Linked DNA regions of Homo sapiens: region 1 is linked to region 2. The links are chromatin contacts, found by Hi-C or POLR2A ChIA-PET in ENCODE. All regions are on one chromosome and are shown on one strand. The core of a region is the stretch at or near the end of the contact, and the rest is flanking DNA. Distances in the headings are between cores, read along the strand shown. Region 1 has its middle 120 kb from the start of LINC01085. Region 2 overlaps LINC01182 (long intergenic non-protein coding RNA 1182).

Evidence for each region. A loop is a pair of places that touch in the nucleus more often than their neighbours do. ChIA-PET counts read pairs that join two places held with the same protein, here RNA polymerase II (POLR2A). Pooled maps may share reads with other maps.
Region 1: a loop to region 2 is called in a map of MCF 10A, with 8 times the contacts of the local background. The contact joins two enhancer-like sites. A Hi-C loop is called at or near these places in 3 of 168 maps with a recorded cell type or tissue (Calu3, MCF 10A and mammary epithelial cell) and 2 of 50 pooled maps. POLR2A ChIA-PET finds 5 or more read pairs at or near these places in 1 of 52 experiments (MCF 10A).

What each region holds. Positions count from the first base shown.
Region 1 is chr4:13,987,716-13,991,829 of GRCh38, reverse strand. No RefSeq gene overlaps it. Among named protein-coding and RNA genes, the nearest start is that of LINC01085, 120 kb to the left of the region's middle. Within about 2 kb of position 2,754, at least 7 of the 41 ENCODE cell types and tissues checked have a DNase peak (open chromatin) inside an H3K27ac peak, as active enhancers do; they include mammary epithelial cell, where a contact is called at or near this core.
Region 2 is chr4:13,699,048-13,703,252 of GRCh38, reverse strand. The region is part of intron 2 of LINC01182 (long intergenic non-protein coding RNA 1182); the gene reads right to left. Among named protein-coding and RNA genes, the nearest start is that of LINC01182, 46 kb to the right of the region's middle. Within about 2 kb of position 2,497, at least 3 of the 41 ENCODE cell types and tissues checked have a DNase peak (open chromatin) inside an H3K27ac peak, as active enhancers do; they include mammary epithelial cell, where a contact is called at or near this core.

The sequences.
Region 1 (4,114 bases), core at 1,505-4,004, 290 kb before region 2:
AGCTAGGAATAATCACAATAAGCACTAGTAATAATAAGAGTCATGGATCACACCTCCTCTTCCCCCTACTAACCTTCTCATCATCTATAACAATTAATCATATATGATTTGATAATCCCTCTTAAATTATTATTTGGAAGTGATAATTAAAATTTTATTTACATTTTGTCACTGTTGTTGTTCGGCCATCTCTAGAGGTCTATTTAATTGAACTCGTTTTAACCCCAGCCAAGAAAGCAAAAAGTCCTTTAAAAATCCCTGCCTTTCTATGTGTCATTTTCAGCAAGGAAGGGGTTACTGAGGATTCTGAGCACTTGCTGAAGCACAAGGCATCTGACCTCGTCAGGAGCCCTCGGGTTTTGCCAGCACTCTGCTTTTTTTCTGCACGCAGCCTTCAGTGGAAAAATACTGCCCAGACTCTGTGAATTATTAATCTCATCATGACATCAAATACCTACTAGATAAAAAGAACAAGTGGCCCTACAATAAGGATCTTAGGGAAAACCAGAAGCTGAAGATAGTTGGCCACAATCAGAATTTTTCTGCTACCCTCTGGGGTGGGAGACAATCTCATTCATTCTCAGCACTCCATACACAGAACTCTCAAGAGGCATCAGTTTAAAATGCTTCTGTTTGGAGGGGCTCAGGGAGCTGATAGAGAAGAAAAGCCTTTAAATTACTCTCAGCTTTCAGCTGATGATGCCACACTAACTTTAAATGAGTTTGTGTTTTGAGTTCATGAGAACTGGAGTACAAGAAGGAGTTCAAGGTCTTTCAGTTTTCTGTTTTCCCTTCATGGACCAGGCAAGGAATCTGGCTAGATCAAAATCTACTGGAGGGTAGGAAATTATTGACACATGGAAAATTCCAGGAGTAAAAGATCCATAGGAAATACATCTGTCATATTTCACATTACTTGGCAAGGCTTTGAACCAAATTTTTAGTAAGGCTAACCTCTGAGAGAATAGATTTAAGTCAGAGAGAGAAAATGACAGATAGGAAGATCATTGCTCAAGAGATTCGAGCTCTGGAGCTTTGAGCTTTCATTCAGAAAGCACTTACTGAACACAGTTGTGCTGCAGTATACACACATACCAACCAGTGAAAAACCATCTACCATTTCTGCAATACCCAGTATCTGTCAGGCACTCTGCCAGGTGGTTTATTCATCATATCTAATTTACCCTCACTACAACCAAAGGATATATAGTTTTATGCCCCTTTTGCTTTTTTTTTTTTTTTTGATGTTGATGGACACTGATAAAGTATGCATTTATTAAGGCCACAAGAGTTGAAATTCAAACCCAGATTTGTCTGGATTTCAATCCCCTAAGAAACATGTAATTGGCAGCAGAGCACAATGAGCAAACAGCTAATGCCAATGCAACACACATGTGGAAAGACAAAATCTGTAATAGCCGGAGAGTATCTGTAGCCAAAACATGCAGAAAAGTAACAGGGTGAAAACTGGCTTGTCCAGGACAGAAGGGTTTCTCAGGGTGCAAAAATGTTAATGCTAATACCAGGGCATTCCAGGACAAACTGGGACAGTTAGTCACCCCACAGGTAAATGAGGGGCAGCTCCTGAAAGAGAATTTGTGTGAAGGTGAGAAATTTGACCTTCATCCTAGGAAAAAAAAGATGACTGATCTGGACAGATGATTGTTCTAGAAAGGAGAAGATATTAGGGAGAGAACACTGGATGCTGAGCGAATCATGGATTAGTGAGAAGAGTGGCTAGGAGGCTTGGAATAGAGGAGAAAGACGAAAAAGTAGACTAATGAAGCCAAATAAATTATACATTTCCCAAGTGAAATCTAATCAAGACAGAAGTTTGTATTTTACACTGACTAAATAGACTAAAATATTTTAGCATATAATGTAGTATTTACCTCGTATAAGCTGAATCGTGTCAACAATAAAAATATGTTGAGGTCCTAGTCCCCAGTACCTCAGATGCGACCATTTTTGGAAATTGGGCTGTTGCAGATGTAATTAGTTAAGATGAGCTCATGCCTAGTGCCCTTATAAGATGGCATGTGAAGACAGAGACACATGGGGAGATCTCCGTGTCACAACAAGAGCAGAGACTGGAGTTAAGCAGCTGCAAACCCAGGAATGCCAACGATTGCCAGCAAACCACCGGAAGCTAGAAAGAGGCAAGGAAAAACTCTCCTACAAGTTTCAGAGGGAGCGTGGCCCTGCCAATGCCTTGATTTAGGACCTCTGGCCTTGAGTACTGTGAGACATTTCATTTTTGTTGTCTTAAGATGCCCACTTTATGGTACTTTGTTACAGCTGCCCTAGGAAACTAACGCACTAGCCAAACTCTATCCAAACATGGTTTTATCACAAAAAGACAGGATGGAGCTAGCAATAATAGGAACACTGCTGAGAAACCTCTAGGAAGTAGGCATCAAGCCGAGTGCTTTCTTAGGAGTTTATGGGTGGGCTGTCTCAATGGTCCTCTAATAACCCAGGTCATCAGTAAGAAACAGAGACTCAGAAAGAGGCTGCAGCTCGCCCACTGCTACCCAGCTAGGAAGTGGCGACCCAGGGCTTAGACTCATGTCTCTCTGACTTCAGAAACAGATTATTCATTTCTCCACCCTTGGATTTCCTAAAAGGAGAGGCAAGGCAGCCAAGGCAGAAGGCCAGATAAAACTGAAAAGCCTGGCAGAGCTCTGAGCAATTCACAAACATGAGAAAACACAACCTTGAGGGCTCTGGGGTTGGGGTGGTGAGAGGACAGCTGGAAGAAAGGCTTCTTACCCCACAGCTCTGAGTCACGCAAATGTGATCCGCATCCATATCAGCAGGACTTGCTTCTCATCTTCCCTTTGGGCTCTACAGCTCAGGGGGAGGCAAATATCAAGCAATGCTCAGGGAGAATTGAGAGTAAGGAAATCTTTTCAGAAGCCTCTAGGGCCTTTACTTTCCTAAAGTTAATTACTTTCTGGATGAACATCTGATTAGAAATATCATTTGCAAGCCCCACCTGCCGCGGATGTCTCCTGTTTTCAAAGTGGATATTCAAAGAATGTTAAAATCCTAATATATATCTTCATCTCCCATGGAAAACAGAACAGTGATTATTTTGAGCCTCGGGAAGTTGGGATCCAGTCAAGGAATTCATCATTACCCTTATGCAATCTAGGAGATGGGGAACAGATCGGGTGAGAAATCTCAAAGGAAAACATGCCGCCTGCAAAATTAGCCTGAGTCATTGCTCCAAGTGAGAGGCTGTGTTGAAATCAGGAATAATTCTTTAAATTTCAACCCATGACCCTGACAATGAGATTGTTGTCTTTGGAAATGAACCAGTATGTCTTTGTCTGTGTGTGGCAGATGCACTTGCTGAAATATTCATATACAGTGGAAAGGCATAGGGTCGGCAGCCAGAAAACGAGGTTTTGGTCTCTCCTGTGTGACTTACGTAAGTCACATTCCTTTCTCAGTCTCAGTTTCCTCATCAATGAAATAAACTTTTTTATTCTGATGTGATTACCTCTTCCTGGCTACTCCTTCTCTGTTCCTCCCTCCCTCATCCCATTTCTCTTCCTTCTAAACTTCCCACTTCCTATTGCCATGATAATGAAAGAGTATAAGTCGAGTTGATGCATGGGCTTGGAAAAGACACTGGAAGGGGCTTTGCAATGCTACGCAGAGCTCTAGGTGAGTAAATGAAGGAAAAGACAAGGAGGTTAAAATTGTGTTATTGCAAAATGTATTCATTCATTTATCCAGTCATTCATTTCACTAGAAACCCATTATGTATCTCAGTCAAGCACTAGACCTTAAGGCTAAGAGAGTAAGAGTAAAATATCATTCCTGGCCACTAGGAACACACAGTCCTAGTAATAAGAGAGAGAAATGAGTCGCTAAAAATAATTGGATGTTATATACAAGAAAACACTCAAGGTACAATTGAAGCAGGTATTAGAGGAACTTATCCAGTCATTTTATGTGGTAGAAAGCTTCCCAGAGGAAGTAAATCTGGGGAAGAGAGTAGGACAGAGAATACTCTAGAAAGAAGGAACCCAGGACATAGGCAGAAGTTCAGGTAGTTAAGTACATCTGCAATTCAAAGCTCTAAGACATGTGGCAGAAGCAG
Region 2 (4,205 bases), core at 1,248-3,747:
AATTATCCTTGGCCGGCCCATCTTGTCTGCTCCTTACTGTTCATGTGGCTGGCAGACAAAGAAAGATGGAGCTGCCGTCTTAAACATGTCCAGTCCCTAGTTCCTGCTGGCATTCACCTGTGCAAGCTCCCAGCTTGCTTGTTTATGTCTGCAGCTCGATTTTACAGGCTGCTCTTTGTTAGAAAATAATTTGGGGCTGCTTTTCCTTAAAAAGAAAAGCCTTACCGAGAACTTCCATACCCTCACATCTGCCCAATGATTTCTTTTTAACTCCTGTATCAATGAGACAATGCTAAAAAGCAAAAAGTAAGCATAAAAAAACAGGATCAAATGTGCCCTTACAGTAGAATCCTATTTCTTTAAAATAAATGTAATGTCTGCTCATTTGAATGGAAAAGAGACTGAAAGGAAATATACCCAAATTGTTAATAGTGGTTATCTCTGGGTGAAGACATAGTAAGTGATTTTTATTTTTTCTTTACAGTCTCTGTATTTTTGAACATCTTTTACAATGGCCATGAAATATTTTATAATATGACAAAAAAATAATATTTTTAAATACTTTTGGTAAATGCTATATAAAAATATTCGGTTGGTGAATCCAAAGAGCCAAGTTTCCATTCTGACTGCTTCAAACCCCTTTTCCATCCTGTGCCTCAGTTTCCTCATCTGCAAAACCCAGGGTTTGCTCTTAATATCTAGGGTTTGGTGCTTCCATTATTCACTGTGACCAATTAGAGAATGCAAGTGAGAGGAAGAAATGTGGGAAAAAAATTGAAGGGAGAGGGGATGGGAAGGATTCCAACAGAGAAAAGAAAGGGAATGCTAAGAAAAGAGGTGTGAACTCAGAAGTTTTTGAGGTGAACGCTGATTGTAAGAGACTGCATGCTGTTCATCAGGGCTCTGTGTTTAAAACTCCTGGTACTTTGAACCTTCGATTAGTTACAGATCTTCATCTGCTTTAATTATTAAACCTTCAGACATCTTGTGGAATAGTTTTTTCATACTAGTCCACCAGGATAGAAATTAATCTCTAGGCTAAAGCAGAAGTGACTGTAAGAATGTGATGAAATCAAACTGAAATCTGGATCAAGTGCCCCAGGCCAGAAATGACTCACCTTTGAAATAAAGCAATTATTTGTGTTATCTGCCCAATTCACCTTTAGCCCTTGGTTTATGTGGAAAACAATTCAGTTAAAGATGGTACTGATTAACTCTACTTTACCAAACACTCAGAGGTCTCTTCTTTCCACACCCCTAGGCACTACATAGTGACTTGTGGACAAAACTTTCCTCTTGTCTAAACTGATGACTACCAAGGCCTCAATATTCCCAGAGGCACGATGTGGGAAACCGTAATTTTCACTCTACTGATAAAATTAGGATCTCCATATTCTGTCTCTCTTATGTCCCTTACAGCATTCAACTGTTTGAAACATAGAATACATTCAGTAAATATCTTAATTCTAGGATAATTATGATATTTCAAGCCTAGAGAACCTCATGGAAAATAAGAAGCCCATCAAAATTAGGGAGCACAGTATGGCAGATCTTTAGTTAGAAGCCATGAAATGACTGGACCATTGTAGTATCTGAAAAAAATTTTTCAATTTCTTATTTGTACAGACTGCTTTAGAGTTTACAATTATATATAACTTTGGAGTAGGCAGTAATGCATTAATTTCCCAAATTTACAGGGGCCATGCAAATTTCAATAATAGATTCAGGGAGGTTTAAGGCTGAATTCCCTGCTTGTAAGATTTTGCTTATTTCTGTGATAGGCACTGAGTGAAGTATTGAGAAAGCAGGTTCTGGGGCCAGATTAAAATTATGACTCTGGGTTAAAATTCTGATTCTGTCATGTACCAATTATTTAACTTCTATGTGCCTCAATTTTCTCATGTGTTAAATAGGGGGTGATGGTGGTACTACATAGGTTCATCATGAAAATAAAATAAACATAGATAAGGCACTAGCGAGACTAATAAAGAAGAAAAGAGAGAATATCCAAATAAACACAGTTAGAACTGGCAAAGGTGATGTTACCACTGACACCCCGGAAATAAAAATAACCATCAGACACCATTATATACACAAACACGTATACAAACTGGAAAACCTAGAATAGATAGATGAATTCCTGGACACATACGCCCTCCCAAGACTGAACCAGGAAGAAAATGATTCCCTGAACAGACCAATAATGAGCTCCAAAATTGAATCAGTACTAAATAACCTACCAACCAAAAAAAAGCCCAGGGCCAGATAGAATCCTAGCCAAATTCTACCATATGTACAAAGAAGAGCTGGTACCATTCCTGCTGAAACTATTCCAAAAAACTGAGGAGGAAGGACTCCTCCCTAACTCATTATATGAGACCATCATCATCCTGATTCAAAACCTGGCAGAGACACAAACAAAATAAAACTTCAGGCCAATATCCTTGATGAACACTGATGAAAGAATCCTCAACAAAATACTTTCAAACTGAATTCAGCAGCACATCAAAAAGCTAATTCGCCGTGATCAAGTAGGCATCATTCCTGGGAGGGAAGGTTGCTTCAACATATGCAAACCAATAAATGTGATTCATCACATAAACAGAACTAAAGACAAAAACCACATGATAATCTCAATAGATGCAGAAAAGCCCTTAATAAAATTTAACATCTCTTCATAGTGAAAACCCTCAATAAACTAGGTATTGAAGGAACATACTTTAAAATAATAAGCACCAGCTATGACAAACCCACAGCCAACGCCATGCTAAATGGGCAAAAGCTGGAAGCATTCCCCTTGAAAACCAGCACATGACAAGGATGCACTCTCTTATCACTCCTATTCAACATAGTATTGGGAGTCACGGCAAGGCAATCAGGCGAGAGAAAGAAATAAAGTGCATCCAAATAGGAAGAGACAAGTCAAACTATCCCTGTTTGCCAACAACATGACTCTATGTCTAGAAAGCTCCATAGTCTCGACCCAAAAGCTCCTTCAGCCAATAAACAACTTCAGCAAAGTTTCAAGATACAAAATCAACGTACAAAGGTCACTAGCATTCCTATACATCAACAACAGCCAAGCCGAGAGCCAAATCAGGAATGCAATCCCATTTACAATTGCCACAAATAGAATAAAATACCTAGCAATACAGCTAACCAGGGAGGTGAAAGATCTCTATAATGAGAACTATAAAACACTGCTCAAAGAAATCAGAGATGACACAAATAAATGGAAAAACATTCCATGCTCATGAATAGGAAAAATCAATATCCTTAAAATGGCCACACTGCCCAAAACAATTTACAGATTTAATGCTATTTCTATCAAACTACCAGTGACATACTTCACAGAACTAGAAGAAAAAAAACTATTCTGATATTCAAGTGGAACCAAAGCAGAGGCCAAATAGCCAAGGCAATCTTAAGCAAAAAGAACAAAGCTGGAGACATCATGTCACCCAAGTTCAAACTATAGTACAGGGATATAGTAACCAAAACAGCATGATACTAGTACAAAAACAGACACATAGACCAATGGAACAGAATAGACAGCCCAGAAATAAGGCCACACACCTACAGCCATCTATCTTCAACAAAGCTGACAAAATAAGCAATGGGGAAAGGACTCCCTGTTCCATAAGCAGTGCTGAGACAACAGGCTAGCCATATGCAGAAAATTGAAACTGGACCTTTTTCTTATACCATAAGCAAAAATTAACTCAAGATGAATAAAGATTTAAATGTAAAACCCAAAACTATAAAAACCCTGCAGGACAACCTAGGCAATGCCGTTCCAGATACAGAAATAGAAAAATATATCATGATGAATATGACAAAAGCAATCATGACAAAAGCAAAAAATGATAAATGGGATTTAATTAAATGAGAACTTCTGTGCAGTAAAAGAAACTATCAGTAGAGTAAATAGACAACCTATAGAACAGGAGAAAAATTTTGTAAACTAGGCATCTGACAAAGGTCTAATATCCAGCATCTATAAAGAACTTAAGCAAATTTACAAGCAGAAAATAACCCCATTAAAAAGTGGACAAAAAACATCAACAGACACTTTTCAAAAGAAGACATACATGTGGCCAGCAAGCATATGAAGAAAAGCTCAACATCACTGATATTAGAAAGGCAAATAAAAACCACAATGATATACCATCTGACACTAGTCAGAATGGCTATTATACAAAAGT